Regions from separate parts of the Homo sapiens genome. Here region 1 is linked to region 2. The links are chromatin loops, found by intact Hi-C in ENCODE. Cell type or tissue: B cell. All regions are shown on one strand.

The links. A loop is a pair of places that touch in the nucleus more often than their neighbours do. Peaks named below come from ENCODE experiments on the same cell type or tissue, not always from the same donor. Only the 100,000 strongest peaks of a DNase experiment are listed, where the experiment ranks them.
Region 1: a loop joins it to region 2, with 23 times the contacts of the local background. A loop is called at or near these places in 4 of 110 quality-filtered maps.

The regions. Positions count from the first base shown.
Region 1 is chr5:54,215,632-54,220,631 of GRCh38, forward strand. The region is part of intron 1 of ARL15 (ARF like GTPase 15); the gene reads right to left. Among named protein-coding and RNA genes, the nearest start is that of ARL15, 92 kb to the right of the region's middle. In B cell, CTCF peaks have their summits at 2,434 (motif pointing left) and 2,641; a DNase peak (open chromatin) is centred at 2,430.
Region 2 is chr5:53,093,765-53,098,764 of GRCh38, forward strand. It overlaps ITGA2 (integrin subunit alpha 2), which reads left to right. Exons shown (of 30, transcript NM_002203.4): 30 at 1-1,015. It overlaps MOCS2 (molybdenum cofactor synthesis 2), which reads right to left. Exons shown (of 7, transcript NM_004531.5): 7 at 1,915-4,903. The coding sequence ends at 4,838. Among named protein-coding and RNA genes, the nearest start is that of MOCS2, 13 kb to the right of the region's middle. In B cell, CTCF peaks have their summits at 2,366 (motif pointing left) and 2,567; a DNase peak (open chromatin) is centred at 2,357.

The DNA.
Region 1 (5,000 bases), 1.1 Mb after region 2:
GAAAAAGGAACTGAATATTTAATGAGCTTGGGCTTCCAGAGGAATGTTAGGCCACCCATTGTATTGGAAAAGGCTCATGTCACACTTCAGTCATGGTACCCGTCAGGGTGCCCCTTTACAAAAATTGATCTGAAGACCTTTGTAATTACCTGTTTCAGTCAGGGGTGGGGGGCTGGGGGAGTGGATTCATGACAAGAAATAAAAGAATGGATCCAAGGTGTAAATCTAACATTACATTATATTGGTCTGAGCTGGCACAAATTTTCAATATTGCATACAATATTAAAAACCTTTCTCATTAAACTGCACTGTGGCATTAGATCAAAGAATCAAGGGCCTCCTATTGAACTCCTTTAAATATTACAAACATAAGAGCAAGTCTGGCTGTGCATAAAATAGAAACAAAGCCAATTTTTTTTGTCCACCCTCATCCTATAGCTGGCTGGAGAGAAACATTGCTTGAGAAATCTATTGTAAGTCAAACACGAAGAAACTTTACTTCTCGCAAATATTTAACAGGCATAAATGAATACTAGTCTCTAGAATTTCACTTTGACAGAAATTTTTCAGTAAATATGTTACTCCTTCAAAACTTTAAGCTACTCTTTCAAAAAGTATCACTCAACAGCATCACTTCAATTGCAAATCATAGAGGCAGTGGTTTCATCCTCACCACCCTGTGATCCAAACTTCTCAAGGAAACAAAGTTCTTACTACACGGGGGTGTTATTCCACTGTGTACTTCTAAAGTAACTTTGACTCATGTGCTTCTTGGCTGGCTTATATTGTCTATCAGTATCTGATGGAAGAACATAACTAACAAATATCTTATAAATTTGTTATTACTATACTTATCTCTGTTTGCTGGGAGACACTGCATATGTTATATCCCAAATTTCCACATACTCAGCATAAGCTATGCGCAAATTCCCACCAGCACATTTTATTTTATAGCAGTTATAATAGTTGTCTCTATATTATGGGTATATGTATATGTATGTGTACACACACACACACACACACCTAATTAAATCCCCAAAATGTACTAATCATTCCATGGAGGGTGAGTAAAAAAATATAACAGAAAAATCTGTTGGGAATTACATGCTGTAACTAAGTGCTTCAGCTAGCACAGGTTGTGGCTTATGCTGCAAATTTCTAGTTTATACAGTAGTTAAGAGAATGTATATACCTTAGACCCGTACAAGTTAAGCATAAAATGATAACTGAAACAGAACCCATCTACTTAGACTACCCAGATGTTTTATCTCTTTCTATTCTACCTGCTAATGCCTTTAAAGACAATAGAGAACAAAAAACATTAACATTACATTTTAGTTTTTTAAATAGTTTAAGGTAAAAACAAAAGCCAGATTAAGTCTCTAATCAATCATTTTACAATTCTAGATAGAAATTAGGTAAAGAAATAGGAAAACGAGATAAACAGTTAAGCCACAGTTTTCTTAAAATTCAGTTCGATTTAAAAGGAAGATTTATCCTCCCAAAGTATTTTGTAAAACAAAATATATTTATCTTTTCCAATGGAATTTTAGTAAGACAATGCTTTTCTTTTTTTTTTTTTTTAAAAAGGGAGAAAACACTACCAATTTCACCTCCCATCCTATATGAAATCTTCCCTAAAAATATCTTAAAATAAGAGAAGTTCAGGAAATATACCAATTGCAAATTTACTGTGAAAGATTCCATTTTAAATGATGATCACAGATCGTTAGTTATATTTAGCCTAGAGAGTTAATTATTATAATCTGAATCACAAAGACAAACAGAAGAGCAGCCTATTTTTCTGTAATGCATGTTCCTAAGGGACCTGCAAAAAACTAATATAAGAAGGTAAACCACCCTTCCCTAAGGATAGCGTTATTCCCTGACTTTCCAAATAAAAACTGTAGAGATATTAGCTTTCTTCATCTACAAGTTAGTTGTATATGCCAAGATATCTTAGCAGAGTTCAAAAGTATTCCATTTGCAAGGCATACATGTAGACCTGTAGGGGTAAAAAGAAATAAACATGTTCATAGAAATGTACATCTCAGATGATTCACCGTAACGATCAGATGTTACCCTCGGTAGAATTAGAGGAAAAAACACTGATGCAAAGTTTAAGTGAGAAATTATAATCATTATTGTTAACCATTTTATATATTTATATAGCCATTTTACAAATATAATTAAAAATCGGTATGTCATTCTCTATGTTGGACTAAATTACGACTAAGAATTTGTTGTCTACCAGTAATGGCTTTCTTTCAGGCTGTGGCTATAATTCTGTTAAGTTTAAAAGGGGGAAAAAAAATCACCCAAACATTGCTTAATGTAACTAATCAAGCATTTTCAAAATTAAGACTGGGAATGAAATGTTAGGCAGTATTTGCAGGGATTAAAAAATGTTGTAGTAGAACAGTACTGCCATCTACCGACAACTTTTACCAGTGCCTAGGGAGTGTTTCCAAGAGCAACCTCCCATTTATTTGTGTCTGACCCAAGGAAGACTTCAGAGAGACACTGTTCAAGTAACCAGAAAGAAGTAACATTCAGATTGGCCACGGTTTTACCTCTGACTTTTAAAGACTTAATATTTTCTCTCTTTCTATTCAAAAAGAGCATGGTTTTTTTAAAAAATTTTGAGTTGTTAAAATATAGTGACCCACACAATGAATACTTCCTAGTAACTAACATCCAGCCGAGAAGACGGCTATGCCTATTGCTACAGAATGCTCATGCTCCTACAGACAAATCTCCTTCAATGCAGTAATACACTGTATCCCGTATCCCCGATGCAGAATTAGATTCACTATATCCTCTAATGACAAAAGCAGATCACAAAATTTCATAAGCAAGATTGGATGTATTTATGTGTATGTCAATCATAAAGCATCCATATTACCACCCAGGAATCACTTTATTTGGGGTCACTGTGGGTCCAAGTCTGGCACTGGATTCCCGCGGTAGCATAAAAACCCCTTAGGGTTTAGTTGGTGGGGAAGTCGTGGGGCACACTGACATCCCAGATTTGACAGAACTCAGTAAAATTCTATACATACCAAAGACGGCAATGGCATCACCAGCAGGAAGAGCCATTGCACACCTTCTATAATGCTCAAGATACCAAGTAGATGCTTTACACAAGTTCTATCAGTTTTGTAACTTAAAAGTAGATGTTGAGTGGGGAAATATGCAATATAAAGACTCTTTAACCTATGTGATGGAGCAGCTGAAGAGCACAGCTAGTCTTCTAATTTTGTACATGGATGCTGCATCCCATTAATAATGTAAAATATATATATAATTTTGGTCTATGGATTTTAACGTTTTACGGAAAAACTGCTACTGCTGTTTTTTTTTTTTTTAAGACAGTAATCTGAAAACAGGTTACAGACAGAAAACATGTAAATGACAGATTTTAAAAAGGATTTAGTCGGCACTAACATAGCCCTTTTAGGCCACATAATTGAAGAACTCCAAGGAACCACAAAATAAACTGAAAACCCCAGACATAAAGAGATCCACTTATTAATTAAAAGCAGCTCTCTTTCGCTATTAAAATAAGGTTGGCCATGCATACTTTATTGCTGTCACAGTCTCACATGAGGCAGTATTCAAAACACATAAAAGTAAAGTTGAATAGTTCTCTATGTAGGGAATGGAGTTAAGTCATGTCTGCTTGCACAAAACTGTTTTGCAAAGCAGCCATATATAGAAGATCAGGGTGGAAGAAAAAAAAGACTAAAATGCATCAAATCTCAAATTCAATGCCTTTCTTTGGTAGGGACAGTGAGGTGTGCTATGGACAACATGAGTTGAATCAAGAAAGGCCTAAAACTTTCCTTGTTTTAAAACTAGAACTAGAAATCAAGACAATCACTGCAAAGAAAGAGACAGGGAACTAATTAAATAAATTACATACTAATTAAATACAAGTTATTTGGGAACTTTTTTTGTAAGTCTAGGTTTTGTTTTTAAACACAAAAAGTCTGTATCATACTGGTTTATCTGTGAGAAGAGGCACTGGTCACAAAAAAGAGAGACGGAGAAAGAAAGGGGGAAAAAGAAAAGAAACAGAATGACAACAGTAACTACCAATATTTCAAAATGTGGTTTTTAAGAATTTCCAAAAATCACACTTCCAAAAATCACAGAAATGTTGTGGCTAAAAAGTTCATTCCTGATACTAACTGTTCTTTAAAAGCCATGGGCAACCATATGGCAAAATCTAGAACTAAAATGAAAAGGACAAAATGTGTCCTTCCATATTTAATATTCATTTCTTGAAATGGATAATCTAGTGGTATCTTGAAGGAATAAACATATTTCTTTGCAATGACTTGCTGAATGTCAGAGCATAACAAGATTATTTACAGTCTTTAAGAAAAGTATGGAAACAAGAAATTCCTATAACAGATTATTTAAAAAAAACACTACCACCTTATTTTATGGGTTACTAATAATCATGTAACTCTTTCAACTGTAGGGTAACTGCCATACAATTACAATGCCTAGTTATTTATGTCTCACAGATTATATAGTACTAAAGAAAGTTACCTGTTACCATATGTAGACACTTGTGGTTGGCAGATGTGGAAAATACTTTACCATAAAGATCAAAATTGGCTTAAAAATTGACCTAGCATATGAACGTGATTTATTTATCTCCACTCCCCTCCCCCACCTCTGTTTTGTTTGCTTTTCCTGTGGATGAAAGAAGGAAAAATAGAAACTTCTAAAGAGATATACAGCTTTCCAGAGTCAATGGTTTAATCTAAGTGGAGTCAGCTACTGAACTTTATTCAGCTGGTTTCTCCCCAGAGCACGTCTTCACCGAAGTTTCTGTTTGACCTGTTTCATTTCCTTGGAAAATTCTGGCATTAAATGCAGCTATTACTGGTCTTAAGTTAGAAACATTCTTCTTGCTTGATTTTTTAAATATGATAATCACCTTAATTTTTTAATATAATAAGCACCTTCACACTCATCCTATGTTT
Region 2 (5,000 bases):
GTACAGACAAGGTCTATAGAATGTGGTAAAAACTTGACTGCAACACAAGGCTTATAAAATAGTAAGATAGTAAAATAGCTTATGAAGAAACTACAGAGATTTAAAATTGTGCATGACTCATTTCAGCAGCAAAATAAGAACTCCTAACTGAACAGAAATTTTTCTACCTAGCAATGTTATTCTTGTAAAATAGTTACCTATTAAAACTGTGAAGAGTAAAACTAAAGCCAATTTATTATAGTCACACAAGTGATTATACTAAAAATTATTATAAAGGTTATAATTTTATAATGTATTTACCTGTCCTGATATATAGCTATAACCCAATATATGAAAATCTCAAAAATTAAGACATCATCATACAGAAGGCAGGATTCCTTAAACTGAGATCCCTGATCCATCTTTAATATTTCAATTTGCACACATAAAACAATGCCCTTTTGTGTACATTCAGGCATACCCATTTTAATCAATTTGAAAGGTTAATTTAAACCTCTAGAGGTGAATGAGAAACATGGGGGAAAAGTATGAAATAGGTGAAAATCTTAACTATTTCTTTGAACTCTAAAGACTGAAACTGTAGCCATTATGTAAATAAAGTTTCATATGTACCTGTTTATTTTGGCAGATTAAGTCAAAATATGAATGTATATATTGCATAACTATGTTAGAATTGTATATATTTTAAAGAAATTGTCTTGGATATTTTCCTTTATACATAATAGATAAGTCTTTTTTCAAATGTGGTGTTTGATGTTTTTGATTAAATGTGTTTTGCCTCTTTCCACAAAAACTGTAAAAATAAATGCATGTTTGTACAAAAAGTTGCAGAATTCATTTGATTTATGAGAAACAAAAATTAAATTGTAGTCAACAGTTAGTAGTTTTTCTCATATCCAAGTATAACAAACAGAAAAGTTTCATTATTGTAACCCACTTTTTTCATACCACATTATTGAATATTGTTACAATTGTTTTGAAAATAAAGCCATTTTCTTTGGGCTTTTATAAGTTATATATTTTACTATTTTTATCTTATACATTCACTTTGCTCACATCCAAGACTCAATTTAAGAAGACTGAGGCTATAATTAATTTGCCATAAGTGTCCAGTCTATGTTTCTAGCAGTGACCACAAGGATCTTCTTTTGTAAGACTCTTAAACTGCCTTCGAAGTTTTGAGACAGTGTAAAGCATTGCTCCTCAAAGTGTGGCCCAGGGACAGATGGTGCTGCATCACCTGGAGCCTGTTAAAAAACACAGATCTCAGGGGCCACTCAAAACTATTCAAGTCAAATTGTAAGTTCTACAGCATCCCCAGGTGATTCATATTGCATTGAAGTTGAGAAGCACTGCTCTAAAGCTTACCTTTTGAAATAAAATGTGTGCTTGGAATAGAGAGGGAAAAAAAATCAGCCAAACTGCTGCAACATGCAAAAGCAGAGTCATCTGCACAGTTTAAAAAAAATCATAATAAGCAGGAAGGTTTAAATATTTTTAAAGAGTAAATATGCTGAAATAAATATGCTGTAAGTTATAAAGTAAGTACACGTTGGGCTCACAGACTGCCATCGCTGTACAGATGGCAGAGTAATGCAAAGACAGGGTGGAAAGTGTGTGTGTGCTGCCATAAATAGCGATGCACCAGCATCTCCATTCATGTCTGCGGCGCTCTCTCACATGCCTCCCTGCCCATCGCAGTTGTGCTGAGCCGTCTCAGGAGGGCAGCTCACTGCAGCACAACCATCAATAAGTGTGTCTGCTATATATCTCACATTAAAATACAATCTTGGAGAGCTGAATGTGGGAATTGCAGCTACTTGGGAGGCTGAGGCAGGGAGGATCCTTTGAACCCAGGAGTTCAAGGCCGGCAACATGAGACCCCCCCCCTCCCAGCTCTTAAAAAATAAAATGTTAGAGAAAGAGAGCACTAAGTTTTATTTCTTTGTTTTTCACAGAGCAGGTTAGGAAATGCTGTACAGGTTAGGAAGACCTGTATTAAAGCAATCATTTATATCCCATAGTTAACTGGAAAATAATTTTATACTTACTTTTTAAAAAGTACTTCTTTTTATTTATTCTACATCACTTGTTAAAAACTACAAATTGCATTTTCAAAAACTCCTTCCTGATCCTATCATAATCTTTTAATATTTTTAAGGTGTCAATTAAAGATTGGACATCATCTTACATAAAATCAGGGCCTAATTTTCATTTCGGAACCACTACAGCCTGACTTTAAAGAAAATGGCTACTAAACTGAACTTTTGGTTCTATGCAAAATTAAATCTAAGTAAGACTCAAGTTGCTAAGAGCAACTTTACTATAACTTTTACTATGGCTCTGGCTCTACTGCCCTCTGCTGGATGATCCACCGAACTACATCACACAAATCATTCTTGAGAGATCTTCACTGTACCAGGTGCTCAGTAACTGTGTAAGATGTCTAAATCACTTATTTCTCAAAAAAGGCTGAAAATATATTGTGACTCTATACATCATATCCAAAGGACAAAAATGTCCACAAAATAAGTCACTCATTGAATATCTGCTGTTACTTTCATTCAAAGATGATAAAAATCAATTTCATTTTACCACCTGTTCAAAAATACTTGAAACATAAATAATTTGAATTTCCTATTTCTTAAGTGAACTTACCTAGCAATCATGCAAAGTCACGGCTTTAAAGTGACCAAGAAACACTGCAGGCAATCTGATTAAAGGCTAATTATTTTTTTTAGATTACTCTTCTAGTTACTTGAAGCTAAGTTACAGAGATGATAGAAAAGCTACATATCAGAGTGACAGTAGCCCCTTAATATCTGAACCACCAATTAACTCTGCCACTCCTAAGTAAGCAAGGGTCAGTAAAGATCCTATCTAAGTCAAGTGCAATGCACTAAAATCTTTCAAGGCCATTCCATCCCAGTTCTGGCATGCCCCAGGTTAACTCCTTAACCTCTCTGTTGGAGACTTTAAAAGCATAACAGTCTCAGTTCCAAACTTAGAATAAAGCCTACTTAATGAAGGCATGATTCTTTTAAAACATAAAGAATGTTCTATGTTCTTTAAAAACATCATTACCCTCAATAAGGAACTTCTAAAGAAATATCTAAGTAGGAAAGTCTTGAAATCCACATATACCTATCAACATTGCATATGACATAACATCCATTTAACAACCTATGTCCAAAATCCTAGAAATGTCCAGTGACCCAGTAACCCCATGATAATGTGCTTTTAGATATAATGCAACAGCCAACACCCACCCCTTCTCTCCAATGGGGACAGGCGGAAGCTCGATGGCAAGCCAGAGTGACACTGAACTGTGAAGGTAAGGCTGAGACCAAACAGGCAACCCGAACCCGGCAGAGGAAGTAGGCGGAGGGTTTGTCTGCCCTTCCAGTATCCTTCTGGCCCAATCTCTCCAGACGGACTAATGAACAAGCATCAACTGATGTAACCAGGTGATTCCTAAAGTCAGTGTGGCTGTCCTATGGGTCCCAGCCACAGATAAGATGCAGAGTGTTCCTCAAGGTATTTTAGGTTGGCAGAAAAAGATCACTGGGTGGGTGCCTGGCACAAAACAGGCATTCAATAAATATTTGTTGAATAAATGGGTTCCTTAGGTAAAAGATGTTTTCACTACATATAACAAATAGGATTACTACGTTTCTTATTTGTCCCAGACATAAGAAAAAAATCCTTCAATCTAAGTGTCTGAAAGTATAGCTTTTGTTCTTAATATGCATAATGCAAATTTTGTGATGATGCCGACTGCCCAAATTTTGCCTGTATTTTATTATTTTATGAGCTATGTGTTTACCTGAAATTTGCTGAGAGTAGACCTTAAATATTCTCACCACACAGAAGAGGGGACTATGTGAGCTGAGGAATATGTTAATTAGTTGGATTATGGTAATCACCTCACAATGTATATGTGTATCAAAAATCACATTGTATACTTTAAATACATACAATTTTTGTCAAGTATACCTAAATAAAGCTGGAAAAAAAAATTTAAGAACTATATGGGACTTATATGTACAAGTCTATCAAAATACTATAAAGCTTAACCAGTTAAAAATTGGGGCATTGTTTACCTAAACATTTCAACACAAACCACCTTGTTGCTAGTTAGCTTTATGACAATTTTGTGCTGATTTGTATATTGATACAAAATTAACAACTAATAAAAAACAACAAAAAGTTTTCTGGTAAGATTATAGATTCTGAAATCCCAGAAATCTCCATAATGAGAACTATTTTAGGCAATTTAAAAAAAAAGAAAATACTCTTTTTAAACTTTTGAAATCATGGGTTTTAGTTTATTATTTTTAATATATTTCTGAAAATGTATAATATCAAGACTGTCTGATAATGCTTTTTTAATACTTTCCAGTTCTGCCAACATTCCTGTCATGCATCCTTAATAACAATGCTCTCCCAGAACCGGGATGGGGGGCGGTGAGGTGGGGTTGGTGGGGGAGTACGTTTCTGAGCTAGTTAAAGTCACTGAGGAGGGCCCATACCTCAATGTGTGTTGAGTTACAATTAGAAATTAGTCATGGAAGGACATGTCTACCACAGATATCTTTCCTCACATTTAAATTATTCCATTTCTTCCTACAGTCCTCCTTCTATCTTTAGTTCCATTTTAAATAACCCTTCATCCTACATACCCATTTATCTTGCTTCCTTTTTCTCCCTTTTGTCCCACTAGTATAAGAGATTGTGCTTCAGTAAACTATCCTGATGTGGAGAGAAAAAAATCAAAATGTGATCAATAATAATAGTTTAACAAAGTTAAGATTGCATGCTCTAAAAACATAAGTGATTAACTGTTGGATGCCCAAAAGCACTCTTTGTTTCCTTTCCAAGTTGATGACTCTTCGTATATTTCCTAAAAAACAAAATCATAACAGGTATTAAAAATAGACCATTCTACTATACGAATATAAAATATATTTGAATAAATCAGACAAATGAATATCACATCT